3 separate regions of the Mus musculus genome follow, and all the other regions are linked to region 1. The links are chromatin loops, found by intact Hi-C in ENCODE. Cell type or tissue: left cerebral cortex. All regions are shown on one strand. Links, peaks and the distances in the headings refer to the core of each region. The heading gives the core; the rest is flanking DNA.

Region 1 (10,400 bases), core at 1,399-9,398:
AACTGAGCTGCCTTCGAGCTAAAAGGCTTGGCATTAAACTTTGACACTTTAATGGCTTTTAGGATATTAGATACTATTTTACCATATAATGTTCTTTTCCGACACAATAATGGCATCAAACCCAGATACGATTTGCTATCCCTGCAACGTTCGTGGTAAGACTTATTCTGGTAGAGATAAGACATCAGGACCCCAGCATCGCAGTTAACTATTCCGAAGCAACCGCTACCTTCGGTTCGCATCCTCCAAGACTTAGGCTCCTACTGATTAGGTAAACAGCGCTGGGAACTGAGGGAGAGCCCCTGCTGGTGGTAAAAGGGGTCCTGGCTTCTAGAGAACGCAGGGAAGCCGAGAGTGTCGAGCAGGTCAAAGGACGGTCCAAGGGTGTAGGTATCAAGGCCAGAGCTGGGGATGAGGGATGGGATCAGAGAGGAGCTGGATCTTCGAATGCGAGATTAGAGTGATGCTCCACCTCGGGTAAGATAGTCAGCTCAGAGTCCCGAGATAGGAAGCCCTTTCTAAGGCATCCCACCTCTCTCCATCCTCCCCAGCCATTAAAAGACAGTGGGTGGGCTGCCGGAGGAGATAAGCGCAGGGGAAGACAGAGATTCAGTGGCTCCTACGGATTGGGGGAGGTGGGGACTCTGGGGGAAGGGGCCCCCAGAAGCCAAGGGACCTAGTTGAGGAAAAAACCCGGAAGCTGGATCGCAGTTTCGGAGCTCCGTCTTCCAGTGGGAGTAGACCGTCCGCTCTGGTCCTCTTTCTCACCCAGGCTCTGCTTCAGCCTCAAGGGAGGGTATTCTCCCAAGGGACATCCCATCCCCTTTACTATAACCAAATCTTTCCGCTCCTTCCGCAGTCCGGGCGGACTCTCCGCATCCTCACCTTCCTCATCAACATCCGGAGGCTTAGATGTCCCTTTAGTGGACGTTGAAAGCGGGGCTCTGAGCAAGAGTAAAATTAGAAAGGAGGTGCATCTATGCGTGTATATATGGACACAAAAATGTAGTTTCCTCTGGTGAGGGGGACCAGAGTCTTGCACAGGATTCTTGGATCCAGAATCCAAGCAAGATGATGTCAAACCGCTCAAATCGGGCCTCTTCACAGCTCTGGCTGCCCCATGACCGGTCAACCTAGGGGAGAGCCGCGTTCCCAACCGAAGGAAAAGCAGGGTAAACTTCCTACTTCCCCCCAAACCGTTATTTTGTAAAAGGAGTGGCACGGTGACCCACCCTGCTCGCAAACCGGAAGCAACAATTGCGAACTCAACCCGCCTCTCTTCACTCTCTTTCATCCAAATCTGGGGTAGCCGGAGTCCGGGAAAGAAGGGCGGGGAGCTCCAGCTAGCACCCTTTTCCCGAGACCCGGCCCGGGCTCCGGGCTCCGGGTGTTTCATCCGCCTGCGTTCCAATGAACCAAGGAGCGGAGGGAGGCGCTTGGTCGTAGGCGTAGCCTAGGCAGGGCGGGCACTAGAGACGCACATTCCTGGCGCTACCCATTGGCTGTCCATGCGATCACGGGGAGGAGGCGTGGCCCCGAGGCGGGCTCCGGTCCCGCCCCCGCTCGGAACCCAGCCCAGGATCGCGGTCCTTCCCCCTCGCCCCCCAGCTGCACAGACATGACACAGACACACAGTCACTGCAGCTGCCGAACGAGCCCGACGCTCTAAGCACGCGGCGGCGGCTGGACTAGCCTGGAGCTCCAACACCAGCGCCCGCCAGCGCGCTCCCACGCCGGTCCCCGCACAGCGATTCTCTCCCGGCCCCGCGCGGGAAGCGGGGATCGCGCGCCTGTCCGTTCGCGGCTCCAGGCTGCCCACAGCGTCTGCAGCGGACGAGCGGCTCCAAACCTGAGCGCTCCGGGAAGCCGGCGCGTCTCCAAGGTGGCGGCGGGGGCTGCCCGCCCGGGCTCCCCGCACCCATCGGGCTGCGTCCCGCTCGCGGCGCCCCGGCGGCCGTGACCTTCCAAGGAGCATCTATCCCGGCCCCGCGCCCCCGGTCCCGCGCCCCAGGCCCGGGCGAGGCCCTCTTCAGCGCCCGCTTCTCGCGGAGCCGCGGGCGGGCGGCGCAGGCCCGGGGGGTGGGGGGGAGGGTCACCGCAAGCAGCTACGGTCGGTCCCAGTGCTCGTTCGCCACGCTGGTCTCTCGGTCCGGCTGAGCTGCCTCCAGCCTCCTGCCTCCTGCCTCGCCTCTTCTCCGTGGCTGGGGCTGCCGGTGTACTTGCCTGGCCGGGCCGGTTGCGGGCAGGCCCTGCCCTGAAGGGGTTAAGCGGTCAGGGGCGCGGAAGGTGAAGCCGGCAGAGCTGCGGCTCCCCGTTTCTTCCTGGCGCTGGTTTCCCGGATCCAACCCAGGGCGGCCCCCAGGCCCTTGCCCATGCGAGGCGCCCAGGGCTTGGAAGAGTCCTTCTGGCGTAGAGCAGCTCTCGGCAGCCGCCTCGGAGGAGGAGAAAGAAGGGAGAGTGCTCAGTCCCGGCAAGGCGGACCTTTCCTATTGATATTTGGAGCCCAAGGCTGTCCCGAAGTCTGTGCTTGGCACCGTCGGTCGGTCGGGTTAGAACAGCTCCAGCTGGGATCTCCACCAGGACCCACTGCACTTAGTAGGCGTCAGTGGCACCACGCGGTTCAGCTCTTTCGGAGTGTACCTCTGCCTGGATGTAGTCAAGGCCAAGGTAAGAGCCCTGATGTGCGAGAGAACCATCGTGGGAACGCTTTAGTGAGCAATGCTGGACAACTTATCCAAACCTGTGGCTGGTACCCGGTGTGCTTAGGATGCTAGTAAAAAGGATGGGCACACCGTTTCTGACTTGGCTTTGAGTCCCGGAAAAGCAGGAGGTGGAAGACCCCAATCTCTAGTGTCCCCAGGATCTGTCTCAGGGCCTGACATGCTCTTAGGTGTACAAGATATTGATAGGCAAGAGCGAGTTGGTGTGTGTGTGTAGGGGGCAGGTTCTTAGTAACACCTGGAGGTATTGTTTTCCCGCCACCCTGGGACCCTTCCTGCTTTTCTTCGACGTTCACCTGCCTTTTATGATGGGATGCCCAGAGAACTTTCCAATAGGTTGAAAAGAGGCCGGGTTGGGTGTATGCATCCACATTTTCCAAAAGCTCTTTAGGATAAAGTGGTTGGATGGCATGGATACCCGTGAGGGGGAGTCCCAACCAACATACCTGGTCTGTCCTGTTACACTAAACTTCTTGTAGTCATCAGTGTCTACTCAGAGCTTCCTGTAAATGTCATTGCTTCTGGAGGTTGGAATGATAAGTATGTTTATCATGAAGTTATACTGTTCATCGCCTTGAAATGCCCCCGCTCTGTAAGGATAGTTCTTTCTATAAGCTGTCTTTACCAGTGTGAGATTTATTAAACCTGTGCACTTCTGGACTTTAAATGGGTCACTTGAGAGGGAACAGATTGTCTTTTGCTGACCCAGTCCATCTCCTGGGTGACCCTTTTTAATAGGGATGCACTGGTTTGGGTTTTGTTTTTTGTTTTTTTGTTTTCCCTGTTCCAGTGCTGATGTACCTCAGTTGAGTAGGTTTCTGCTGAATTCTGAATCTGTGAATTTTGTCACTCAGTCCATTAAAATGATATCCCGAGGGAGCAAAAGAGCAGCTTACATTTTCTGTGAATGTCACAGGAAGTTTACTGAGTCTTATGTAAGTGTCTCAAAAGAGAACTCATACTCTTTCTTCCTTTAGGGCGACAGAGGGAGGTTGGAGGGAGTGGCACGCCACCCTTTCTGACACAGGCGGGCACCCAAAGTGCTTTCTTATGAGTGGAGGCAGGCATCTGAGGCTGATGTTTCTTTTTGCCTCTCCTGCCTTCCCACCTCAGGATTCACTTTGATAGACTCCAGATTGGGAATGATATAAATTAGGAAAAGAACAGTGGTGATTTCTTTTCTCGTCTCTCACAAATGGTTGATATGAATCAATTACTCATCTGTGTGTTGGGACCTTACTGGAGCAGGAAAAAAAAAAAAAAAAAAAAAAGCAGACTAAGAGAAAACTTCCATGAAGGTTTCACACATCTCTTGGGTATTTTCAAAGAGTGCTTTTCCTTATTGAAAATTGCTTGAGGAGAACGCACATTTATGGAGCTGGGGTCTGTTAATTTCAGAACGGAAAGTGAACTGAAGGAAGGATCTGCACAGAAGGGCAGAAGCTATGAGGATTTAGATGTTAGTGGATTTGCCAAAGAAAGGAGGCGAACTCCCGTAGGAGAACAGGGAGGCTTCTAAAGAAGACATTCCCACCAGTGTGGGTGAGCACAGGCTGCCTGCAAGTGTGGGCTCCCAGTGCTTCAAGAAATGGTCTGAATTGTGGACTAATATATTTTGATGTGAAAGGATATAGATTCTTTTGACTTTTAAGTTGAAACTGGATGAGCTTTAGAAATAAAATCAAAGGTTTTTATCCTCTCATAAGTTATGAGAATACTTCTTGTCTAGGTCACCAAGGTTTTTCTAGGATCTGTGTTCCTGAGCTGTTCTTTAAAGTCAGTGCTGGAAGGCAAGAGTCTGCTTTTCCCAGTGTCTCTCTCCATCCTTCAGCCGCCTACAGGACACTAGGGGGAATTGTTTTCTATTCTGTCACCAAAGCACAAAGACCAGGAACAGATGCTAGAAATGACTATGGCTTGTTGTGAAAGCTCATGATCGTAAGTTTTTGGTACTCAGTTTGTGCTTGCACTGTTGAGTGGATGGTTGGCCTGGTTTATTCTACAATGTCATGTGGACTGTGTGGGTGTTAACTGCAAAGTGTTAAGGGAATATCTGGTAAGATTCAAATACAGTGGTTTAAGTATATAAGGGCTATACATTTTGGGAACATTGGCTCCTGTAAACTGCCTTTTTAACATTAGTTCATGCTAACTTTAAATTCCCTAATGGTGCTGGTAACTGTCCTCCATCCCCTTTGTACTTCTGAGGACCAAGCCTCATGATTGCTGAGTGAGTGCTCTGACGACTACTAAGATACATCCCCAGCCCCTCCTTTTTGGGGGACGATGTGGGGATGTGCTTTTGGACAATATAACTCAGTCTTCAAAAATAACACTTCTTCAGGACATTTCTGAAATTAATTCCATTAAACTTAAATTTTCTTGCTGTCATACCCTTAAAAGTACATTCCTTACACAGATAGTAACATAGTATTTGACAGTGTGGTTGGACTTAGATGTGCTCTCCATTTTTAACAGCGTTAAATCATTAGTGTCTGGGATTCCTACAGCAGAATTAGAAGATAATTGTATTTCCCCAAAGATCAAAGTCCCTTGGCCCAGGTCTACCCATAGCAACTAGCTCTTATGAAAGACTTACAGGGGATGAAGGAAGAGTCTAAGAGACTGGCCATTCCAGCATACTGGCACTCAAAGGACAATTTTCACCAAGATATTGGTCCTGCTGGAGTCTTAAAAGCTTGATTTAGCATGTAGACTTAGACTTTGTTCAGAACCTGCAAAATTCTGCAAGTTGTTTCAGTACCTGGAACCCCAGAGTCTGTTAGATTGCATCTGTGACCTTTTACTCATAAGTATAGTGCATATGTAGGTAGTTTAAGGAGAATGGCTACTGTGGTCTAGGAAAAATGATCAACACAGAGTCTCATCCTTCTCTTAGGGCTTTAAGGATTGATCTTCATAGGTGCAGTAGGACCAAGGGGTAAGAGACTGAAGGAAGAAAATATTTAGGGCTGTGGTCCTAAGGCATGAAGGGAGGCTTATAAATTTGGGGAAATCCCTTTGGTAGGGGTGGCAGAAGAAGTTGAGGCAGAGTATTGGATTCTGTAAGGTCAGTGAGGCAGGAACAATGACAATTTGGGGATGTGGCTTTGCTTTATGTGCTGGGCACTGTGATGTTGATATCTGGAAATCAGTAGGTAGATTTCAGTAGAGTTAACTGTTCTTGCTTTTAGTGTAGCAAGTAGTGATTTGATTGATTCTGTTTTTTGTTTTTGTTTTTGATTTTTTTTAATGGCAAATGCTTTGCTCTGTGCCGAAGTCATAAGGGTTCTTCATTTGTCTCATTGGTGATCAGCTGTAGCAGGCAGCCATTCACTCCTGCAAGTTGTGTACAACTGTGCAGGTATGTTCAAAGGATGACTTTGAAGTTTCTACATTAGTGGGAGTAAGGAAGACAGCAGTGTGGAAACCCCAGTATACATTGTGTATGAATAGTCAGTGGAATGGCAACTGGAAAAGGAGAATTTCTAGAAAAGGAAAGCTTGGAGTCAGAAAGTTAGTGCCTTGACTGGGCCCCTTACTAGCAATTGTGCCTCAGTCTCATGCTCTATGAAATCAAAATGGGGCAAGAATGGTTGTTGGGCAAGTTCCAACAGAGGTAGTTGATTATCTCATATTACTATTAAACATAGACAGATGTTTTGGTGTCCATGTTTTTCTCCATAGAGCATTTTTCCTGTCCTTTCAAAAACTGCTAGCAATGCAGATGAAGAAAGGATTTCTTTTCAAGCCTAAGTCAGGCCTCTGTGTACATGAATGACATCTGCGGTTTCATGTGTAATTACACAGTAGTGGGAAAAAAAGGGCCCAGTTACTTAACACGTAATACAGTATGGCAAGGGCAAAGCTGCCTTCTGTTAGAATACATTTTATTTTGTATTAGCTCCAGATAGAGTTATGACTGTGCTTCCCACCAGAACATGGCTTCTGTATTATAGTCATTTCTATTTTCTTCTTAACTTTCTTTGCTGTTGGAATAGTTTTATCTGTAAATGGGAGTATTCCTGCATGTGTCTGACTACTTCTGTGTGTTGTAGTACTAAACTCTAGTGTTTTCCTGGGTCTTCATATCTGTCAGGGATTGGTTCTTAGGTCCTTACCCCTTAATACCAAATTCCACATATGTTCAAGCTACTTTTATAAGATGGAATAATGCTTGTATAGAAACTTAAAAAACCTCTAGATTATTTATAATACCTACTCCAATGTAGATGGTACATAAATACTTATTACAGTGTGATGTTTATAGACTAAATGACCAAATGAAAAAGTCTACATGTTTAGCATAGATATGATTTTTATTTTATATTTTATTTAAAGATTTAGTTTTACTTTATGTGTATGAGTGTTTTGTCTGAAAGAAAAGTGTACTATATGCATGTCTGTATCCCAGATGTCAGAAGAGGACACTGGATTCCCTGGAATTGGAGTTATAGACAGTTGGAAACTGCCAGTGGGTTCTAGAAACTGAGTTCAGGTCCTCTGCAAGAGCAGCAAGTGCTTTTAACTGCCATGCCATCTCTTCAGCCCTAGACACAAATTCTAATGCTTCTTTCTGCTGTTAGTTAAACCCTCTTAATCTGAGGGCTGATTGCATGTGGTCAGGAAGAAACTCAACAGTGGAGTTGTGCACTCCTGTCTGCAGGTTATTAGAGAGAGTGGAAAGTCAAAGTTGGAATTGTGATCTCCATAACCAAGTAAGTACATTTAATTTTATTTGCCTGCCTGCCTGCCTACCTACTTACCTACCAACCTACCTAACTACCTACCTACCTACCTTCTCTCTCTCTTCGTCTCTCTGTCTCTGTATCTCTCTCTCTCTTTCCAGGACCAAGTATATTAAATTTCCCTTCCCTCCCCTCCCCTCCCCTTCCCTCCCCTCCCCTCCCCTCCCCTCCCCTCCCCTCCCCTCCCCTCCCCTCCCCTCCCCTCCCTCCCTCCCTCCCTCCCTCCCTCCCTCCCTCCCTCCCTCTTTCTTTCTTTCTTTCTTTCTTTCTTTCTTTCTTTCTTTCTTTCTTTCTTTCTTTCTTTCTTCATTCACTTTACATTTTGATCAAATTTGCCCCCCCAACCCCTTAGCTCCCCCACCCCCCTGACCCCCAACTTCTGAGGCCTGAGAAACCTGCCCAGCTAGGGGAAAGGGATCAAAAGGCAGGCAAGCATCTTGAGTCTGAGACTCAGTCCACAGTCCAGTTGTTAGGGGACCTACATGAAGACCAAGCTGTACAACTGCTGCATATGTGATTCTTCCACAAGAATCCCTGAGCATTCCTAATGTTTTGCTGTGGGTTTCTGCATCTGTTTCCATCAACAGCTGGATGAAGCCTTTCAGATGACAGTTGTGCTAAGCTCCTGTCTGGGTGCTCCTTGTCCCCACAGGTGTCCTCTGGAGGGAAGGTGATAGACCTTAGGTGGACAACATGTAGCTTACCTCACGTATATTTAATTTTTTTAAGAGCAGGAGCCAAAATAGAGGTGGTAAAAGGTGTGTGTGTGCGCGCGCCTACACATGAGTACCTATATGTGTGCTTGTATTTTCTCATTTCCTTTGCACCCTCCATGCCTGCATTGAGTGGGGTCAGATTGTCAACTCAGGTTTCCTGTGTTCCTTGGATTCCAGGAACCATCTGTCAGTAAAGTATTGCTTATCTTGTACCTTTTAAGTTAGTGTCTCCCGAGAGGGAAAGGACTAACCTGAGCTAGTTTGTGGTAAGGTTTAGACTGCCAGGTAGGGTTTTTACCTTTCTGCTCTGAAATGGGAGAAGACTTAGAGTCAAAAACAGACTTGCTTAAAAAGAATGTCAGCCTTTGCTCTTGGTTACAAACGTCATAAAACCTCTCATACATGAGGCCATGAACATATGAGCAATCTCTTGCTTCTTGTATATGGTGCCAACTGGTTAATCCTGGAATGTTACACTAGTACTTAGCTACTAACTACTTGAGAAAGACCTGCATTGTGATAGAAAGAAAACAAAGCAAAAACAATGTAGTAGATAAATACAAGAGTTGGCCCTTCTGGGATCTTCTCAGAAGAAAGCCTTCCCATTTGACCTTATAGTGGAGAGGCTGGATAAAGATGAAAGTATGAAAGTCAAGTCAGGAAGAATATACCCTGACTTGTTGCTTCTGGATTCCCTGGGGACAGAGTGTAATGCTTATTGGAAAGAAGAAATCTCAAGTGCAATGTGATTCTGAGAGTCTGTTATTATTTTAATATTGAAGCGAAATGGGGGAGTACTATATTTGAGGAAAGTTTGGCATATAAAATCTTCTGTTAAAACCAAGTAATTTAAGATAAGTAATTGTTTGAGCTATGAAAAGATTTTTATTTTACAAAAGTGATTTATTGTGGGTCTCTGTTTAATGGCTGCTCCTTTATGGTATTTGAAATTATTTTATGAATACAATCCTGATGGACAGTTTTAGGAGACTCATTTGTTGTTAGGTAATGTTGGGGACTTTGAGCCATAAAATAGAATGTCTCATTTGATAGCCAACTAGACTTACCTGCCATGAAGCCCAGTATGGGATTTGTACAGAAAGAAAAGCATGGCTTATTTAAATGTTTGAGTTCACCAACTAAGTATATGGAACAAATCACTTGGTAAACTCACTGTTCCCAGGATTCTGATTTTCTTGTTATCTTAACTTTGGCTTTTTTTTTTTTTTTTTTTTTTTTTTTACTTAAATGTGTGTGTGTGTGTGGGGGGTGTACGCGAGTGTGCACACACGCACTCACGTGCTGACAGTTCTTTCACTGCCACAGTACTATCAGTTGTTTTGCGGTTGTGTGTCCCCCCACCCCCATCCCCAAGTACCTTTATCTCTTATCAAGTTCTCAGAAGAGAGTTTGTTCTAGGAATGGAGTGCAATGGAGGCGTTTACTCTGCAGAGGTAATTTTGGAATTGCAGGTAATCACAGGCCCCGGTAGAATGGAAAGTGCAGTCTCACCCATAATTTGAGCCTCTCTTGCCACATTATGGGCTTTGCTTTGGACAGGCAGCAGACATGGATGGAAATGGAGTCCTGACTACTGGCAGAGCTTTTGCCCTTAACAGTGCCTTTTCTGAATTACCAAGGCCAAATGGAAAGAAAGGGCTTGGCTAATCTTTCCAGCTCTCCATGGTAGCTCTAGAGTTTAGGAGGATTTGCATAGCACATGGTCTTGTGCGAGTTTCTTTCTTTGTGTTTTTTTGTTTGTTTGTTTAATTCATAAAGGCATCTGGTCTTGAGTGTTAGTCTGTAGTTAGATTGCTATTGCTTCAGATGCATTGATGTATATGAATAAGGTTAACATGTGTGGCTGACTAGAAGGCATCATTGCCTCCTTCCTTTAGTTTCCAGAATAGTTGTGTGGATCCTTAATAAGCCAAAAGTATGTACCAGTTTTGCTGACAGATACAGATTCTCATCTGGGAGAGGCATTTATTGTTCTTTGGAAATGCAGGTGGAAGGATAAGGGGTGGATTTTTTTCTACCTCTACTGTGGTGACTGGTTCTTAGTAGCTCTGCACTCCAGGAAGTAGTCAAAGTGTGTGCCTCAGATGATTTAGTAAATGAAAGTGTGGCCCTATGTTCACAGTTTGGTGGAGTGATCATGGAGGGGAGTTAGTTGCAGCAGACCCAGGTGTGACTGGATGAAGTTGGGCAACTTG
Region 2 (10,400 bases), core at 1,189-9,188, 340 kb after region 1:
GAGAGCAGACAACACAAGCCACTTCCCCACTGGGATTCAAGGCAGAGTGTGGACTGCCTAATTTTACTGAACCCAGAAATGACTTAACAGGAAGGGGCTGCATAGACAACCACATATTATAGGCAGACCTATAAAGAATCAGAAGCCTGCTTTCTGCTCATGAATCCTGGCTAAAGTTCATCTCCATGCATGCTGTTTAAGGCTTTCTCTGTTTATACTATATCCAATGTAAAGAGGCCGGATTTCATTTCAATATGAAAGTTGCAGTTCCATTTTCTCTTTGCCTCACCCTCACTGAGGAAAGTAGAATCCAAGATTTTGATGTCTTGGGGTACATTGTACCCCCAAGCCCATCTAACAAAAACCAGTTTCATGCCCATTCTTCCAGGCTCTGAGCTACTGGACCTGGAACTCTGAGAACACAGCATTTTCAGCAGCTTGTGAAGTGACTGAGGCTGCAGGTCAAAAGAATTTTGTTCCTGGTGGCTGTTGCCTGCTGCCGTCAGCTGCATGCGAGCTCCAATTCCTTGCTGGACATTGTGAGGCCATAGTGTACCAGGCTTTCTCCAAACCTAGCACCTCCTACAGAGGAATGAGCTAAAGTCTTGTGGGGTGTTCTTTTTGGGCTCCTGAGTTCTTATTATGCTGATGTTATCCCTTTGTTGTCTAAGCTCTGCCAGTGACAGTGGGTACTCATAGAATCTGCATACCTGCAAATGGCTCTTCCAGAAGGACCCTGCTTCATGGCTGAATTATGGGCCAATGAAAATCCAGGACTTACTTCATCATCATGTAGTATGGGATAGTGGTACAGGTAGGGGAGAGAACAGCCTAGAATATCAAACAAACCTGATGTTAATAATCTGGGAGCTGAAACAAACAAACAAACAAAATCATTCATAAAACATATGCTCAGCAATAAAAAAGTGGACACCTGAAAAATGAGGAACAATTTTAGGACTTCTTTTTCTTTGGAGTTATGTGTATATACACTTGTACATGCACAGTTATATGTGCGCACATGTGGAGACCTGAAGAGTTATTCTCTATTGACCTTTCACAGTTGCCTGTAACTTTACCAAATAGGTGAGGCTGGCTGGCCAGCAAGCCCCAGGGATTTTCCTGAGGGCTCCCTCCCCAGTGCTGAGAATACAGGTGTGCCTACTATACACAGCTTTCTAAATGTGAATTCTAAGCATTGACCTCAGATCTTCCTGCCTTAAAAGCACTTTGTTGACTGAGCCATCTCCCCAAACACAACTTTAAGAAACTAAAGGAGAAATTTGAGTTTCAAAAATGGTCAAAAGTCAGAGCAAGGTAGTTTGCCATCTATATACAAATTAACTTAGGGTTGTGATCAATAAACACAGTTACACCTAAAACCAGAGCATCAGGTTAGTGAGATGGTTCTGGGGATAAAGGCTCCTTGCCACTCAGCCTATTGACCTGAGTTTGATCTTTAGGACCCACTTGGTAGAAGGAGGGAATTAATTCTTGCAAGTTGACCTCTGACTTTCACATACATGTTATGTGATACACACACACACATTGAGCTCCGAGGTTCAAGAGAGCTGTTGACTTTAAAGACTCTGTGAGCCTCCATCTCTGAGGGAGGGACCCACACACTCCCTGAGGCAGCCAACCACCAGCTTCCACGGAGGTGATGATAGGAGGCAACCTACTATGTGACAATCTAATTGAAAAGAGGAAGGTATTACAAATAGAACTCACTGTCATAAAGAGTCCCGTCATTGTTGCAGGCATGGACAGAGCCACCCGCCAGCTAACTATGCTAGTAAAATTTTCCAGCAGCTATTAGAATAACTTAGAATTATCCAAATTCGTATAGGTATCTATAGAGACCAAACAGCTCTTGTCTTTGCAAATAATATGAGCATCTGTTGACTGCCACTGCTGAAAGACTGAAAGTCCTATGTGTGTACACATGCACATATGTCTGAAGTTGATGTCAGCTATTTTCCACTGCTGTCCTCACTTTCTCTCATAAGACAGATTCTCTCACTAAACCCAGAGCTCATTACTTGGCTAGAATGACTGACTGGATCTTCAGGAATCTACCTAGATCCACCTGCCCAGCACTGGAGCTACATACATGACTATACTCACTTTCTTAAGTGGCTGCCAGGATCTGAACTCATGTCTTTCATGTGCTCACACAGTGACTTTTTCTTTTTTTTAGTGTTTTTACCTCCTTTTAAAATATTCAGCACTTTGGCCAGATAATTATACTTTCCATCAAGAGAAGTCCCAGAGGAGTAATGAAATCCTAGTCTCTGTTGAAGAGTTGTCATACCTGTTTTTGGACCTGCCAGTCATACTGATTTCAGACAGCTGATAAGAATGGTTCAAGTTGGCACTCAGGTTTATGGGAGATCTGTGATCTGTCACTCATGACACTGACTAGATGAAGAAAGTGACATGTAGGAACTAACTTTCCCAGGGTAGTCTAGTCTCACCTTCCAACTGCTATTGTAGGGCATCACAGCACTGGAAGCCCCATTGACTTATCTTTATGGGGTGCCACAGGGCACCAGCATGTAGCCATGTGTATTTCTATCCATCTGCATCTGGAGCATCAGCGTTGGTCAGTATTAGGAAAGTACGGTTGTAACTTTGAGTTGTTTTTGGTTTTGGTTTTTTTGTTTTAATCCCTGAATGCAGATCTTTAAGCTACTTCAGTAGTGATGCAGTTGCCACCTTGGCTATTCCTTGAGATTTGAGACAATCAGCTGAAAACTTCATGGTAGTCTCTCTGCAACCATGACTGCATTTCCATCATTGTACTTGGTGTGTTAGCCAACATTTAACTGAATGGTAGATTGATGGAATCATTGCATAATTGATTAATTTATATACAAAGAGAACAGAAGGAAATCTTAAAAATGGAAAGTCCTCACTCCCAAGAGTAAAGGAAAACAGAATAAATCCATGTCATTCTTAATGATTGAGATGGTTTTTGTAGTATATTGACTCCTGCTCTGTTGTCCCCCAGGTATCTCCCCAATGTCCACCTTGTACAGCGTTCCCTCAAATCAGGCAAAATTGTGCTCTGGATCTTGTACAGCCTTGGAACTTTTATCTTTTGTCAGAGACAAATAGATGAACCACATAGCATTCTGGATTTATTCATCAGATTTACTAAAAAAATCCTATGTCTGTAGTGAGTTCTGCCTGTTCTCTGGAGTTCATTCTCCTGCCTAAAAGCCTGGCATGGCCCAGCCTTCTGCGACCTGTCACCATTGCTAAAACGGACCCCCTTATTTTGTTATATTTTGTTATTTCATTTTTGAGATACTGCCTCACTTTATTGCCCAAGGTGGCCAAACTTGTAACTCTCCTGTTTCAGCCTTCTACTCAATGGGACTATAGAAAGAAGCCACTCTATTCCTCTGGCTTAATGCCCTCTTGAAGAGTTTGTGTTGTTCTTCCTCTTCTTTGAATTCTCATATATTGCAGGATAAATGCATGAGGAAAAAGGGACATGCCCTGCATACAGTATGTCTGCCAGAACTCTTCCTGGAATACATTATCCATATAATGTCTGGGTACTGATGTTGGCTCTGGATCCTAGAAAGTATTTCATTTAATCTTCTTATATCTAATTTTTTAGAATATCCCAAAAACCGATGGTTAAGCAGTAGATCCTGGTGTGACTACTGGAAATGCTTAACAGTGGATTAAGGGCCTTTTCTGACAAATGGTACAGAGGAAATCATCCTACCTCATTCTCCAAAGTGGTAAAGTTATTAATTAGTTAAGTTTGCGTTGACTCTAATAGTTAATATTTCAAGAGTTGTACATTTTACTGAGCCTTTAAGTGTTTTATTAGCAAACCACAGTTCTTATTTATCTTTACAACAGCTTGATTGGAATGTAAGTCACAAGCCATAAAATTCATTTTTTCAAAGTTTATAATTCAGTGGATTTTAATGTGCTCAAATACTTACTTGAGCAAGTAACATCACCAAAGTTAAAAACATAGGAATGACCCCAAAAGACAGACTTCATATTTGTGAGCTGTCTCATTACTCATACATACACACAAAGGCACACATGCACATGTCTGTATGATTTTCAAGTTCCAGTATTTCAGATAAAGAGATCTCTCTGATATGTGTTCTTTAGTGACTGCTTGTATCTAGTCTAATATTTTCAGAATTCATTCGTGTAGTAACAGTTTGTTCTTCATTCTTTTCATGGCCAAATGATATTCTATCTACTCTGTGCTGATGCCACCACTTTTAATGCTTTTACCAACCGATAGGCTTTTGGGCATATTGTACTGTCTGACAATTGTGAATAATGTCACATGAGTATTTATGTCCATAACTATTGTGTAGGCATTCATTTCAATTCTCTAGGAGTTGGATTGCTAAGTCATATGATGACTCCATTTCAGTTTGAAGAATGGCCAAACTGTTTTCTAAATATCTGCCTCACTTGCAGTTGCTGTTCATGCACAAGGAATACAAATATATTAGATACCAATACACTGGCTCTTCCTCTAATGGGGCTTCTACACAGGTAAGGAATACAGAGAATGTTCCTCTGTACCAGTTCAGAAATACCCAGGGGTCATTATTGCTATGGAACACACCCAGGATAGAGGGTGTAGGGGTATCCTAGAAACAGATGCTGTTGTTTAGACACAAACTGAGGCAGGAGGCTTTTTTATAGATTATAACATATTCTAGTCACAGAAAAATTATCCCTTGCTTTTTCTTTGTTTAGCACTATAGGGCAGCATTGTCCTTCTCATTTCCAGTTGAACTCCAAACCTCAGCTGCCATTCTTCTTGAGACCATCTCCCAGTGGCATGGAAGCCCCCACAGGATGGATCCACCCAGAAACATTATCAGAAAGTCAATGGACTTTGTGCTGCTTTCCCTAATTGTCATATTCTCTACTGAGACTGGAATTCTCTCACATATGGCATAATGGAAGGAGTCCAAACAAGACATTAACATTTTAACTGTGCTAAGCCAGAAGATCTGTGCAGCAAGTTAATAAGTGTCAAAAGTCTCTGTGATTGAAACTCCAGTGGCATTTTAGAAAGAACTTCCCAGGGTCCCTCTTGCCTGATTTGTTCTTCAGCAAAGTCTCCACCAATAGGAAGTGTGATGGAAAACAGGTCCTTTTGCCCCTCCAGGGCCTGAACTAAGCCTTTGCTTTCTGGTTGCCTTAGTTATCTCTTTTCAACCTTTTCTTGTAAGCTTTTATTGATACCAACAAAGCAGGAAGACCTAAGCAGCTTTCACAGTCCTCAGGGATATGTGGTGTGCGCCACTTCTTCTCAGTGTTGGAATGAGAAGATTGACCTGGTGGCTGCAAGGCTCCAGGACTAGAAGACTGTCATAGGGAAAGAGACGGATGGGATGCCAGAGTGAGTGTAGTAGGAAAGCATGACAGATAAGTCTTTCTAAGGCCTGAATATTGGCTAGAAGCTTCTTTTGTTCAAGAAATGAGATTTTTTTGTTGTTGACCCAATACTTTGAAAGTGGAGGAGATTTCAGATTATGTTTAAGCTAAGAAAGTGGCTCACTGAGTAAGGTGCATGCTTACATAAACATGATGTGCTGAGTTTAGATCTGATACACCTACATAAACATCCAGTTTGATCCCTAAACTGCTTACGTATGTGCACACAAACACACACACACACACACATGAACCCAAATACATGTGCATATACACGTGCACATAAAAAGCTGAGTTGCTTTTGTTTTGTTTAGTTCTCAATCTTCAACTTTTAAAATGTGGAATAACTTTTGTTTGGTTAAAGGATCAGTAGTAATCATAAAAATAGCAGCAAGTTAGAACAAAGCTAGGAGAGAAACAACTTCTTTGCTGCTTTTAATATTAGAAGTAAACTCTTAGGGTCCCTGCAACCTGGAGTCTGGGTGTAACCCAGGCATGTGTGGGACAGGAGCTTATGATCTGTTGGGTTATATCAGATAACTGGCTCTGCCTGTAGCTTGAGTTTTAAGGGGGACATTGCCGCCTTCTGGTACAAGAGAGTAAAGCATGAGTATCTCCAAGTAAAATTTCCACTCTCTCTGCAATAGAAACCAGGCCATCACTCTTCCCTCTGGGCATCTCTTCACCAGCGTGACCATGAACTTCCTACATAGGGTCAACTCAGGGACATGCATATTTGACCTAGATCTTTATTTTATTAATCTGCAGGAAGTCAGCATGCCTATGACATGGTATCAGGCTGCTCAAGTTACCTGTCTCAGTGGAATTCCCATCCTGTATCTACATGTGTTACAAATGTGAGGTGTTTGTTTTTCTGCCATTTATCAAAAGAAATTAGAATCATAACTCACTGTCCTGGGGTCACTTCATGGATTTTCAGCCCCACACTGCCAGCCCCAGTTCCCTCCTGGCTAGGACTCCTATACTGACCAGTGGCCCTTAAATTGGTGGCCTTGGGGCAGGGAGTGGGGGTTCTTGAAGCAGAAAGACTGTGTTAAATGCTAAAATGATGACCACCAGTGGAGTAGGGTCTGGATGCCAGAGCCGTAGTTTTTACTCACAGTCTGCTCATTGCTGGCTCTATAGCCTTTGGCTGGTGACTGATCTTGTTAGGGGATCGACTGACTCTTATGTAAAATGGAGGTACTTGAGCACGTTGAGCTTGATGAATTATTATGCTGTTTGAGACACAGCTCAGGAGGAAGCATCATCATCCTGTCATCACATAAGTGCCAGCCATTGTTCCTGTGCCTTAGCTTAAAGCTGAACATTGTCCTGTTCTTTTATTGTCTTCCAGTTGTATTTCTCCAGATCACATCTGGAGCCCCACTGAATTGGGAATAAAGATCCTTAGAGAAACACAAGTTATTAGGCATGGAAGCAGAACCAACAGTGAAGCTGGACTTACAGCCTCTGATAGTTCTGATTTTGCTCCGTAGCCATGCTTGTGGGGATCTAGAACAAGTAATAAATCTTAAAAAAAGACTTAAATTTTTTTTCATGTACTTCAAGTGAGCAACAGCAAAAAATCCAAAAGAAGCTTTGATGCATTCTCAGCTCAGGTCCCATAGGTCTCACAGCCCTGACCCTGACGCTGGTTGGGACACTGGGCTGTGGTCTTCTCCTTATCCACATACCTCGTCAGCCCCTGCAAAGTGTTGTCATACCAGCACTTGCATGCCTCTCAACTTCCTGCTTGCTTGCTCATCCTCTTGAAGATTATGTCTCCAGACAGCCATGCCATTCCTCATTCCTTGAAGTTTCCATTCAGATGTCACCTTAGCAAAGGACCAGCAGTTTACAGTCTTTACATTGGCTTATCATTTGCCTCTGTACTCACCCTTGGAACATGTCAGCTCTTTGGGGCTTACAGAGTACAGTATACAGTTGATGCTCAAGACTTGTAGATGCACAGTATTTGTGGGTGAGCAGTACTAGTGGGTGCACAGTATTTGTGGGTGAGTAGCACTTGGGGGGTGCATGTGCTAAGGGGCTTATTACTTAGAAAGACAGATCAGGTGGCCTGGAAAGCACAAATGTTCACACACTCACACCAAATTTTGTATATGCTTAGAGATTTTAAGAAATGACATAACTTTTTCAGATCAGTTTTACCGTTTCAATTACCTCCAATGTTATGTGAAAGTTCCTTTGCATTACTTGAAATGGATCTTTTTTAAACTGGTCTGGACGGTGTGATATATATATATATATATATATATATATATAGTATTTGTGGTTTGCATGTAAATGTCCAGATGACTGATGGTTGCATGAATCTCTTCATGTAGTTACTTCTTACCCAGCTACCTTACGTCATAGAATGTCTATTAGAATATTCTGCCTCATAAAAACAAGTTGTTTAGCCAGAGATGGTAGCTCATTCCTGCAATCCCAGCACTTGAGAGGTAGTGGTAGAAGAATTGAGAGTTAAGACTAGCCTCGGCCACATAGCAATTTGGAAACTATCCTCAATTATAAAAGACCCTGTTGCAAAGAAAAGTATTTATCTTTATTATTGAATTGTAAGACTTTTGTATGTATCTTAGGTATAGGTTGACTATCAAATATATATATACATTCCAACATTGCCCCCCCCCACCATCAAAAGACAATCAAGTTCTCTATTTCTTAGAGCCCTTTCAGGGCTAATGCTCAGTGAATGTCTTAAGTCAAGACACCAAGCCCTCTGCTTGCATAGCACATTCCTCTATGGAATTCTCACTCCTGGAATTGGGAGAAAGGCCACACCGTGGCCTGGAGATTACACTCGAGACCTCTTCCTCTCTGCTGTGGCTTTTGCAGACCACAAGGGTGCCAGTTTCTCATCTGTTACCTTTTCTCATTGACAGTAGCCGAAATGAGCCCAGAGCTGCCCTCTACTATGCTGAAAATACCTTGTAGCTGCACAGCTTTCTATTGTCTCTTCTGTCACAAAATTAATTCATTTATTCAGTAAACATGTATGGAGTTCCTGTCATATGCCGAGTACTCTTCTAGACCTCACGGTTTACTGCAGCTAACTACAGATGACCCAACTCCCTACTTTCTGGAGCTGGCCTTTGTTAGGAGGTCTGAGAGGAGGGGCGTGGTATGCAATGGTATGACAGGACTTGTCATCTGTCCGTGGTGACCTTCGCATTTACAGTGGTAAAGAACAATGAGCATTTGGACCCAAAGCCTAAAATTCTAACACCCAGACCACCCAGTTAGAATCAGAGTGAGGAGCTTGTGGTCTGAAGTCACACTTTGGGGTACTATCCGGGCTCAACTCTATTCAATAGTGTCTCCAGTGAGATTTGAGTCCAAACTCTACCCAGGGACCACCTCATAGGAGTATGGTTTCCTATGAGTACACACCACACCTAAAGCATTCACCACAGTTGGTATCCACATTGTCACTCTTAGTGAAGCTGGGCAAACCACTTTTCCTGGCTCTTGAGTGTCCCCCTGTATAAAAGAACTGCTGGTGACAGCTCTCCATATTTCTTTTTCTGATTGAATGAGCATCACACCTAGGCTAGTTATGCCTTTGCTCTGTGTAGTCTGACCCACTAAAATAAGGCTATGCATATTTAAGTAAGTGTGTATGTGTATGCATGCACTCACAATGACACACATATTGTGTATATACACACACATACATGTATGTATGTGTATGTTTAAATATGTATGTATATTACAATTTAAACACATACACCACATAAATTGAAACAAGGTCATTATTAGCTTCTCGGTCTCTAGATTTTCATTTGTCATTGCCATCGCATACGTTGGGAATGTTGCCAGGTAAGAAAACTTATTTCCTGCCCTTCAAGCTCCAAGCTTCTGCTACTCATTATTACAGGGAGACTATACCTAGTTTCTTCTTACAGGTATGTTTGTTTTATTTCTGTTTGTTCTACTTCCAGTTCCGTGGAGATAAAATACGCTGAAAGTAAGGAAAGAAATGGTTTCTTATAGCTGACAATTCTGGGTTACAGACTGATGACAGCAAGGAAGTCACAGTAGCCGGAACTGAAAACAGCTGGTCATATCACATCCACACTTGAGAGCAGAGAGACAAATGCATGCATGCATTCTTAGTGCTCAGCTGCCTTTTTCTACTGTTATATAGTTGAGGGTCCCAAACCAGGGAATGGTGCTGCTCACTTGCAGCCTGTGCCTTCCCTTATCGATTTAAGCAGTCAAGGCACTGCCCCCTACAGGCCAACCTGATCTAGGCAGTCCCTCATTGAAATCTGCTTTTCTTTCAGGGTTTCTCTGTATAGCCCTGGCTGTTCTGGAACTCACTCTGTAGGAAATCCACCTGCCTCTGCCTCTGCCTCCCAAATGCTAGGATTAAAGGCATGCAATGCCACTACCAGGCCTAGCTTTTCTTATTACCCTGAAATTAGTCTTGATTACCTTTAAATTATTCAAGATTGACCACCATGCAAAGTGGTTTCTTCTTTCATTAATCTCACTATCTGGCTGCATTTGTATAATTTTTTTTTCCTAGCCAGCACAATATGTTCCCCCTGTAAGCAGGCCTCTGTGAAATTCCTCTAGCTCTCATATGGCTTTGTTCAGTGGTCACACTGGAAAACATCCCAAAAGCCGTGCTGCTTCCTGTGTTTCCAAAACAAATGAGGGATCCCCTGGCATTAGGTTCTTCCTTTTAAAAAATCATTAGTGAAGATGACACAGCATACCAGGCATAGCATATAGAAGACATCATAAAAAAATAGCATTGGATGTTTTTTTCTCTATATTATAAAGGCTGTATGCATAGAGTATTTATTAGAAACTGGAGACAAGGGACAGAATGCATTTGTCCCACATCCACATCATAGGGATCAGTGCTTATTTCTGCTCTTCCTTCTGTATATTTTTAAAAACATTTATTTTCCTCCTCTGTG
Region 3 (10,400 bases), core at 1,336-9,335, 59 kb after region 1:
TTGATTTTCATTAATGTTAGAATAACTTTTGAGTAATCAGTGTTGGCTAGAGGGTGTGATGAGTGAAGACAACAATGTAGTTACTGTCCTCAAACTTTTAACCTTGAAAGTTTTGCCTGACTGTCTCCATGGCTCCCTGATTTAAAATCCAGTCATCATTCCCCATTTTCAGTCTTCTGTAAAGTATAAACACACTATAAATATGGCAAAGGATTAGAAAAAATGATAAAGAAAAAAATTGGGTATCTAAAATGTAGAGTAGAGATTTCTGAATATCTGCACCTAATAAGCACCCATGTGCTAATATTGTGAGCTTGCAGAGTAGAGGACCACTTTAGCACATCATTTCATCAAAAGTGAGCCACAGATGGCTTGATTTCATGTTGGTTACTCATGTTTCTGGCTTTTCTCATGGGACTGCTAATTGGCCAGTGGACATCTTTGCTTTTCAGCAAGCTCCTGATCATGAAGCAGAACAGGCACACAGTTGCTTGTGAGGGAGTAGGGATTGGGGTGTGGTGGCAGGGTGGTTCTCTGTCTTCTGGCCACATTCAGACATGGTTGGTTGTGACTGCTGGTAAGGACTGTGCTTATACTTAAGCTGATGAAAGAATGAGATAAGATGAAAAAAATTGAATCATATCATACTGGGTCTTTGGCCTTTTTTTTTCTTCTTTTTTTTAAAGCAAAATGTGGGACTGTGGAGATAGTTTAGTAGGTACAAGTTCTTGCTGTACCAGCCTGAGGACCTGAATTAAAATCCCAAGAACCCACGTAAAAAAAGCTGGGCATGGCTGGAGTACCTGTAACTCTAGCCCAGCAGCTCCTGCCAACCATCCTAGTATAAAGAGTAAACATTAGGTTTAGTAAGAGACAGTGTCTCAGGGGAGTGCTAGAAGAAGACACCCCAACATCACATATATCACAGGAAATTCCCTCCTCTCAATGATGAAATGTAAAACAGTGAACAGTAAGGATTGTTTGCTCTCCTGGCATGCAATCTTGGTGTATAACCAAGAAAAGTGGTTGGGACTTTCTAAAAGACTAGATTCTACAACATGTACATCTATCTGGAATTCTAGTGTATGTCAGGAGATCCCTGGTTTACTTTTTAATTAGCAGCTCTGTATTTTTCTTCTCCACTGTTCTGGGCACATGTTTGCTAATTTTTCCAACTTAGAGCTGAGTAAAACACCTGCCCCTACCCTATTCTGAGTTTACAGGTAATCATGGCCATGCTGCTCATACTTTTTGAAGAGCTCTCACCCTCTGAACCGTCTCCTCAGCTCTATATTTTGTTTAAAGGAACAAAAGAGCCTAAAGGCCCAGCATGAATCTATTTTTTCACCAACGTTAGCCTGTGAAATCTGCTTCTTATGGAGTTCTGATCTTAGAAATAGTAATCTTGAATTGTTAAATAAATTTCTGAGTGTTCATAGTTATGTTGAGGGCTGCTAAGAGTAATAATATATAACTGTATAGATGTGAGATATTTTGGAAGGTGAGTAAGAATGTTAAAAATGATCATATTGATAAAGAAAGACTAAGCCGTTGCAGCCAGATGTGTGTCTTGAAGGGATGTAAATTTGATCAAGATTCTAGATTCAGCTTCCAGATGACAGGAACCAGAGAGGGCAGCAGTGTATGTTAAATAAATACTTATGACCCAGATTATAGTGGGCTGGGGTTTTGTTCCAAAATAATTCTTGAGAGAAAAGTGTAAAAAGACTGAGTAGAGCAAAGGTTATGCCCAAAATGGTTATGGTCCGGTCATTTTTGATGTCTAACCTAGGATACATAGCAACTCTCTTCTGAATACCTTTGACCATTTCCCTTTTCCACTTCTTCCTTTGTCCTTGCTTTCTTCCTTTTCTTCTCTCTTGACTTAAAAAAACAACAGCAGCAGCAGCAGCAGCAGCAACAAAACTACATTATGTGTGATTTGCCTGCATATATGTCTGTATATGCATGTTTGATACCTGTGGAATGTGGAAAAATCATTGGATACAGAAGGTGGTGAAACTCATATTGGGTGCTGGGAATGGAACCTGTATCTTCTAGAAGGGCAGCAAGTTCTCTTAACTACTGAGTTATTTTGTTATTTTCTTCAGTCTCTGGTTGACATTTTTGTAATAAAACTTTCTAATGCAATAATGTAGCCTATGGGAGCTAATCTTGGCTGTCAACTTGGCAAATCAGGAAAGACAGGAAGACACAACCACAGTTGAGAAATTTCCTCCTTCCAGTTGGCCTGTGGGTTTGTCTTTGAGGGGATTTTCTTGACTAATGTTTGTGGGAGGACCTAATCCACTGTGAGGTTTGCACTACCACTATGGGTCATAGAGGAAACAGCTGAGCAGAAGCAGGAGAGGAAGCCTGTAAAGCCGTGTTCCTCCATGATCTCTGCTTTGGTTCCTGCCTGGAGCTCCTGCCCGGACTTCCATTGATGATGGACTATATAAGCTGAATAAATCTTTTCCTCTCCAAGTTGGTTTTGATTATGGTGTTTGTCATAGCAACAGGTTATTGCGAAAGAGCTATGCTTTTTTGTTTTTTTTGTTTTGTTTTGTTTTGTTTTTGTTTTTTGTTTTGCAAAGATTGTGACAGTAGTTGGAACTCAGTCTGGAAAAGTCATTGAGTGCTCAGACCATAACGAGCCTTTGTGGGAGATTTGAGGATAATGCTGAAAGAAATAAACACGATGATGCCTGGCCTATAAAGTTTCAAAGGGAAGCCACGGACTCTTATCAAGGTTGTTTTCCTGGTATTTTGAACTAAGAATCTGTGGATGTGAACCCTTTTGTGTTTTGCTGGGACAATGGAAGCTGTTTGTTTGGGGTTGGAAAACAGCTATGATTAATAAGGGGCCCATATTATTGAGGTGCAATCTTCTGGGAAGTATTTCCTCAGGGTCATCACACAGAAGATATGGTCAGTAGGCGTGGAGTAAGGTTGCTCCTGGAGGTGGCGCAGGACTTGTTGAATGATACGTAGGCATCTTTCATGTGGGACAGGCTTGCAGGATGAAGCGGTCATTTGGAGCAGCTGAGGCTTTGCCATTGTGTGGCAGAGTCAGAATCTCCCTGAAGAGAGGCTTGGGAAACTAGGACAAACCTTTTTCTTGGCTCTGCCTGATAAACAGGCAAGGTGAGGTCTGTCACAGGTAATAGCCTGAAATAGTTGAGCTTGATGTGACTGATGTTATCTGACAATGTGACTTCCTAATATTGTGCCCTGCACTTCCTAGATTCTGGGGTTGGGGGCCAGGGTAAAGACTCAATCAATAGGATCCAGAATTTTACAGTTGTGTTCCAGTCCTGTTTACCTCTGTGTTTTCTGCATTAGAACTTCCCCCTAGGATTTTGTTTAAACAGAAAGAAGTTCCTACTTTAAGAAGAGGAAGAAAGAAAGGAAAGAAGAAAGAAAGAAAGAAAGAAAGAGGCAGAAAAGGTAGAAACTACCCTCTGACTATATAAAGGAGAAAATGGAAGACCAGAGAGGAAAGAGAACCAGATTCACCTAGGAGGCAACTGCCTGTCCCAGCCTCCTGGCAGCTATTTCTGATCTGTTACCCCAATCTGTAGGCTTTTAGCTTCCTGCATAGGCTCTATGCATTCTGCACTCCAGGCTGCCTTTCCCCTCTAGCCAGAACTGCTGAACTCCTTCTCTGCCCGAAGCATGCCAGGAGGAAAGTCCTTTGAGAAGTAAGTGCTTGCTGTGTGCTGCGAGCCCCCACTTTGCTAGTTTTTAGCTCGTGGCCCTGCAGCTGTGCCAGATCACTTCCAGCAGAAGACAGCCAAAAATTGCAAATTTGGGAAATGAACAGTCTCCTTGGGAGTCCACATGGGCTGGAAGGCTGTATATTGAACATTTAATCACTTTTAATGCTTGTTTCACCTGCTGTTCATCCATATTTGCCTTCAATAAAACCAAGCAGCCTAGAAGAGCCTCAGGAGAGCCCATCTTTCAGGGCCAGGAACAAGCACCTCCAGAGCACAGTGGGAATCCAGGGCTATAAGGATGTTCTGGTAAGTTGGAAGGTTTTCCCCTAGAGCCAGGTAGCCATCTAGGAAAGGAAGGGGTGGGGTAACCTAGAAGAATAAGGGAGGGTACTCTCTTTTTCTTATAGGCTAGTGTTAGACCTTAAATTTACTTTGTACCCTAATCTGCATGGTGAGGTTTGCTTCCACTGCTAGTATTTTTTTTTGCTACAGATTTGGCCTGGTTAGAGGGTTGGGTAGTGGTGGGAGAGGCAGTCAGGGTGGAGGAAACCACTTTCTGTGCAGCTTGAGTTAGCCCTGCATAAGTGTTGGACTTGTGATCTCACCCCACTTCCCCTGCTTACTTCTTCTGAAATGTACTTAGAGCTTTAGAGTACTACCTTCAGAGTCTGGTTGCTCAGCATTAGGAGACTCCTTAGAGCTGAGCTCAGGCCTGGCGTCCACCCACTGGAGGCATTGTTAACAACTTATATCTTTAACGAGTACTTGCTGTATGTTAGGAGTGGGTTCCAGGGATGGCAAAGACCTAGTCCATACTTACAGGTACACACTCTAATAGCTCTTAACAATGATAAATAAGAATGACTGGTCAATTTTATTGAGTCTTTGCTGCTTGCCAAGCACTGTGCTAATGATTTGCCTGTGTCTCATCATTCCTGTACTCTTTACAACAATCAGAAGGGAAAGCTTTCATTAGTAATCACGTTTTACAGATGGAGCATTGGGGTTTGAAAAGAGGACATAGCTTCAAGAGGTCAGGGAGATGGCAATGAGCATAGGCCAAAGACAGGAGTTATGCTGGACAGCTGTCTGCAGAAAATATTCTCTCCACCAATACGATGCTGCCTTGTATGGTGGAAGGAACTTGCTGTGGCCGATAAACCAATGGGGAAGGAGAAGAAAGTTGGCCTCTTGAGTGTTGTATTTATAGAGAAAAACTAGGAGAGGCTTCCCAGAAGAGATGACTGCCTACGTTTAGAGTGCATGACCAGGAGTATGCTTTAAGGGGTCAGCAAGAACCCAGAGTAGAAAGCACAGGCCTGTTTGGAGATCTGAAGGTAACAGTCTATGCTGGGATACAAAATAGGAAGGAAGGCATCCACCATGCTGGGGAGAACTCTTAAGAGTAGCATCCAAACTATCTTCCAATTCCGTAGTCACTAGCCACCTGTGACTCCTTTAATGAATTAAATTAAATTACATTAAAAATCTGCTTCCTTGGTCTCTGTGGCCACATGCAGTGAATGACTACTGAAGTGGAGGGCCCCTGTGTGGAATTTTGTGTATTGTCCCCAGAAGTTCTATTGGACAGTACTAGGCTGACTCATTTCCGTACTTGTCACACATCTGCTAGGCTTCACTTGCTGTTCCCTGGCTGTCAAGAATGCAAAGTTCCAGGGGATTTGTTCTGGTGGGATCCTGTGTACTGCCTGACTATCCCTGCAGTGGGGGATTGGAGTGTGTGTGTGTGTGTGTATTCACACATGTGAACAATGTGCACTTGCTCCAAAGGTGAATGTTAGTGAAATTTTTAAAACAGTACTTTTCAGGTCAATATATAAAGCAATCCCCCAAATATATCATTTTCCCTGTAAGCTTGAGAGAGCTGCTAGTTTCATTAAAAAGGCTGTGGTAAATCTATTTTTAATTTTATTTTTTTATTAAAAACACCTTACTGCTCAAGATCATAATCCCTAACTGAATAATAGGTGTCATTTTAGAGTTTCAAATAGCCAGCGCAATGCACACGCTGGAGCTTCTTAAGAAATGGGATTTGGTACTTTACATTATTGTAGGGACAAAAATAGGGCAAAAAGCTTTTCCTTTCTACGTCAAGTACAAGATTCTGACTTTGCACATGGTGAGAAGCCATTTAGCAGTATAAAAGGGATTTTTATTTAGATAATGGTAACCTTGTTTGATTTTACAAACTTTGTTTTGTAAGAGGAACCTGACTCTCTTTGAAGCCCTGTAGGCAGTTGTTAAATATTTCAGACTTTATTTGTGGCCAAGAGATTCAGTTTGAAAGACTTGTGATTCACTCCTACATTTTGAAATGATTCGTCACTATTTTGGAATCTGTGATTTCTGTTTGAGTCCTGATTCTCTCTGTCTCCTTATATCTGTGGCATCTCTTGATGTTCTAGCTTAGCATTCACTTTTGCTCTGGATGGGCTGTGGTCACTTCCTCCCAGGGACTTAAGAGAAGATGGTACAGGGCTCTGAGAAGGACAATGATGATTGTTCTGTCTCGTGTTTGGCATAAGGATTACACAAGACCTGGTCAGAGTCATAAGATAGTGAGCTATGTTTATAAAGGAGGAAGGTTTTCTTTTGGTTCTCAGGTCAGCAATGGGAAAGGCATGTGGGCTGGAACAAGTCCTGTCCAGGTTGGTAAAATCACCTGGCTAGGTTTGCTCCTAACTCTGTACTGGGAAGCAGAGGACTCCAGCCAGAATCCAGGCTGTACTATATAACCTTTAAGGTCCACCCCAGCAAACTGACTCCCTTGTTTCCACTTCTCAAAGGTTCCACAGCCTCCCCAAACAGTACCACCATCTGGGGAGGGACCAAGTATTTAAACATGTGACATCCAAATCATAACAGAGAATAAAGTGATCAAGAACAAGAGTGCTGGGCATATCAGACCTTGTCTGACAGGGATTTACAGATCATAAGCCATTAGATTTTTGTCTGTTTGTTTTAAAGGGTAATTTAGGTTGAGTTTTCTCTCTTTGATGGAAAAATCTGCCCTCTAAGAAACTTCTCAAAACTAATTTAGGGTATCTGCCAGGGGGAGGCTTGGGTAGGGATGGAATTTATATATGCTGCTCACTTCTCACCTAGGGCTGCTGTAGGAATGCTGGATGGCAAATATCCAAAAGCATATTAGAAACAGTATATTACTGGATACCATTGAGAAAAGAAAAGGGAATCTCTTAGACCATATTTTTACTTTTCTTGTCAGAGAGTCCTAACAGTTTTCATTCATAGATCAAAGCTGGAGTGAGAGATTAAATTGTATTATTCTCAGCATTTTAAGAGCTAGCCTTCAAAACCAGTTTTATATGTATACTGCTATGAAATAGTCTTATAGTTTGTAAAGCCACAACAGACTATTAATTTTTAGGACCAATTTTGCTGTCGCAATCAAAATGCTTTATTGTGGGACTTCTCTTAATTTGCCTAGACTTTAAGGTTTTGGATGTTCACTTGGTGAATTTAGATGCCAATTTGGTGATATTCTTGTCAAATTACTTTAAAGCTGGATAGAATGTTAAGGCCGGTCTGTGTGGATGCATGCTTTTCCTATGTTAGTTAGCATTGTTTCAACCCTCTTCGTCATGGAAGCTGTTTCTCTGGGCCATGGATTGTCCCATAATGATTTTATAATCCATCAGTGAACAGAATAAACAGACTCCTAAATCCTATGCAACAGAGAGTGCTTGGACTTTGTATGAATCCAGGTCTCCCCTGCTCACTCACTGCAGCAGGTGATTGCCATGGGTCAGTAAGGGTCACGGTTCTCTACAGTGATGTATGTGCCAGGGCCTCATACCTGGCTGGCAGGCAGTAATCATTTTTCTTCTCACTCGTGTGAATGGGTTAGTTTAAGGCAAGTCATTCTGGCTCCAGGGGAATTAAGACTTTTATTAAATAATCAATGGATCCCTTCCAGCATTCATCGTCTCATTCTTTGCGTGAGTAATCTTGTTCTTAGTAGATGTGATTGATGCTTTTGTGATCTGTGGGAATCTTGGTATGAGTAGCTTATTCTCTGTTGATATGCTAAGATGAGGGCATTCTCTCAGCTCCAGTCCTTCTTTCTACTCAGCATGTGCAGTACAAGGGAGGACCATCCCTCAGGTGCCCAGGCCAGCACCCTTTTCCTCTCCCATGAGATGCTTTGTTTGTCTTCATGGTAGGCCTGTTGTCTGGGCTATTTCTGAAGCTGCTGCTGGAGGACTGGATGTCCGTGCTTCCTCCCCAGCATGACATGGATATTTCTGTTCGGAGAGTAGTTTATTCCTTTCATTTTCCTCCCTTCCTTGATGCAAATAAAAGCCATGGGGAACTGTCATGGCAAGATGGATGGTATTAATTCTATAATACTATCAGTGACATCTAGAAGCCTTCCAAGGAGAGACAGGGGCACTAGATACTACTCAGAAGAACTGCTGGCAGCTAGAGTCCACCCCTTAGTGGGATGTGCTGTTCTAGAATGTTTCTCAATTTAGCTGCCAAAGGTGTTTCATTAAAGCAAACTATTGATTGATTGATTGACTGATTGATTGATTTATATTTGAAACAGGGTCTCATGTAGCTCAGGCTCACTTCAAACTTATTTCATAGCTGAGGTTAGACTCCTGAGCCTCTTGTCTCAATCTGTCTAGTGCTGGGACTTTTATACAGTGCTAAGCATCAAACCCAGTGCTTTTAGTATGTTTGGCAAGCATTGTACCAACTAAGTCATATCCCTAGCTCAAGTAAACACAATAATAATAATGATAATGATAATAAATTGTCTATCCTACTGTTCTACAAATGAATGAAAATAGAGTAGAGGAGAGTCTGGCAGATATGGTCTTAGCATAGAATGTAAGAGAACCTTACATTCAAGTTGGGCGATAAGAGAGAATACTGGGTAGTGATCAAGAGCAGGAGTCTGCAAACTGTGAGCCACTTTGCCTTCCTGAGCTTTTACATTGTGAACAGTTTCAACACTGAAAGAATACTATTTTCAACACTGAAAGAATACTATTTTCTATCATGAGGAAATGACAAATGATTTAAATTTCACTGTCTACCAATAAAGCCTTGCAGGCCCATAACAACACATATTGCATCTTCTGTACCCATGTGCCTACCACTTCATTCAGCTTGCATAGCTACAGTTGAGACTGTACAGCAGGCAGAGCTTCAAGGATTTACAACCTGACCTTTTCCATAATGTTTGCTGACTCCTGCATGGATGTGTGGAACCTTCCTGCCCTAAGGCTACACGGAAAACGAACAACATTTGTTCAGTGCTGGCCAGGGCCACTATGCTGCTCTTTCAGGTGACTGTCCCCTTCCTTCAGTTGTCCTTATCGACACTGTGCTGCCACCTGTGGATGCTAGAGGTGGGCGTTCTCACCTGTGTCCAGTTTCCTGGGGTGGGGTTGACCTCTCTCTTGGGCTCAGGTGTTCTTAGTAACCCTCACTTGCTCAGGAAGTTTTTCCGATTTACAAAGGCTTTTCATGTCGCCGCCTTTGTTCACAGTTGGTTTTCATTTTTCACATGTTATCTTCTGCTGGTCTATTCCTATAAGTTAGCCCTTCTTAAGGGTGTTATGGACAGGTATATGAGTGTTTGTTATTACAAATTCACAATCTTGTTGAAATTTATTCTTTCTTCTATCTCTCTCCCCCTTCTCCCCACCTTTTCCTCACCCCCTGAAATCTATTCTCCTCTCTTCTCTTTTCCCCCCTTTCTCTCCCCTCCCCTCTCCTTTCCACTCCTTCTTCTCAGTGTTACAGAAAACCCTGTGGTTTTTGACATGGCCATCACAGGATTTCCCATGTTCAAACAGTGTTGATGGGGCCTGGCTGAGAATTTGTACCTTTTGGTTTAAGGGAGTGTGGGGGTTTGATTAGTAATGGCTTGTATAGAATCATGTGGTTGAATGCTTGGCTAGTGTGAAGTGGCACTACTAGTAGGTCTGGTTTTGTTTGAGGAAGTGTGTCACTTGGAGGTGAGCTTTGAGGTCTTTCTTATATGCTCAAGCAACATCAATGTGGCACAGTCTCATTCTGCCAACTGTGGATGAAGATGTAGAACTCTTAGCTCTAGCATCATGTCATCAGCCTGCACACTGCTGTGCTTCCTGCCGTGGTGATAATGGACTGAACCTCTGAAACTATACGCCAGCCCCCAATTAAATGTTTTTTCTTATAAAAGTTGCTGTGGTTATGGTGTCTCTTTACAGTGATAAAAACCTAACTAAGACAAAGAGGAAGACAACTGATAGAATGTCCATTTCAGACCCTGGAAGGTGTCCCTTGCAGTGTATTAGTACAAGAGTCTGAAGTCTACTGTTACTTCACTAATATGGTAGGGTATTGGCAAGTAATATACAGAGAATGAGCTATTCAAAAGCTAGAAACCTCAAGACAGTTGAGTTCATTCAGTTAGCAAGAACTTTTGTTCCTGTTATGAATGAGGCACTCTTTTAGAGAAATAGAGTTGTCTTGGATATTGTATTTCATAGTGGTACATATGGAAACAGACATAGACACACACACACAGAGACATAGATACAGACAGACAGACATAGACATATATACACAGAAATATTCTCTCTCTCTCTCTCTCTCTCTCTCTCTCTCTCTCTCCATAGTGAGGATTGAATACAAGGC

Evidence for each region. Hi-C counts contacts between places; a loop is a spot of excess contacts. Peaks named below come from ENCODE experiments on the same cell type or tissue, not always from the same donor. Only the 100,000 strongest peaks of a DNase experiment are listed, where the experiment ranks them.
Region 2: a loop joins it to region 1, with 7 times the contacts of the local background. A loop is called at or near these places in 13 of 42 quality-filtered maps.
Region 3: a loop joins it to region 1, with 2.1 times the contacts of the local background. A loop is called at or near these places in 2 of 42 quality-filtered maps.

The regions. Positions count from the first base shown.
Region 1 is chr8:73,344,733-73,355,132 of GRCm38, reverse strand. Large1 (LARGE xylosyl- and glucuronyltransferase 1) reads left to right here and starts at 1,593. Exons shown (of 15, transcript NM_010687.2): 1 at 1,593-2,667. In left cerebral cortex, for the core only: a CTCF peak has its summit at 4,557 (motif pointing right); DNase peaks (open chromatin) are centred at 3,115, 3,709, 4,259, 4,623 and 3 more places; H3K4me3 peaks cover 4,085 bases; H3K27ac peaks cover 2,480 bases.
Region 2 is chr8:73,003,325-73,013,724 of GRCm38, reverse strand. All of the region lies in intron 6 of Large1 (LARGE xylosyl- and glucuronyltransferase 1), which reads left to right. Among named protein-coding and RNA genes, the nearest start is that of Mir28b, 8.0 kb to the left of the region's middle. In left cerebral cortex, for the core only: a CTCF peak has its summit at 6,017; a DNase peak (open chromatin) is centred at 6,006; H3K27ac peaks cover 279 bases.
Region 3 is chr8:73,285,760-73,296,159 of GRCm38, reverse strand. All of the region lies in intron 1 of Large1 (LARGE xylosyl- and glucuronyltransferase 1), which reads left to right. Among named protein-coding and RNA genes, the nearest start is that of Large1, 63 kb to the left of the region's middle. In left cerebral cortex, for the core only: no CTCF peak of the experiment used is centred there; DNase peaks (open chromatin) are centred at 3,713, 5,249 and 6,071; H3K27ac peaks cover 553 bases.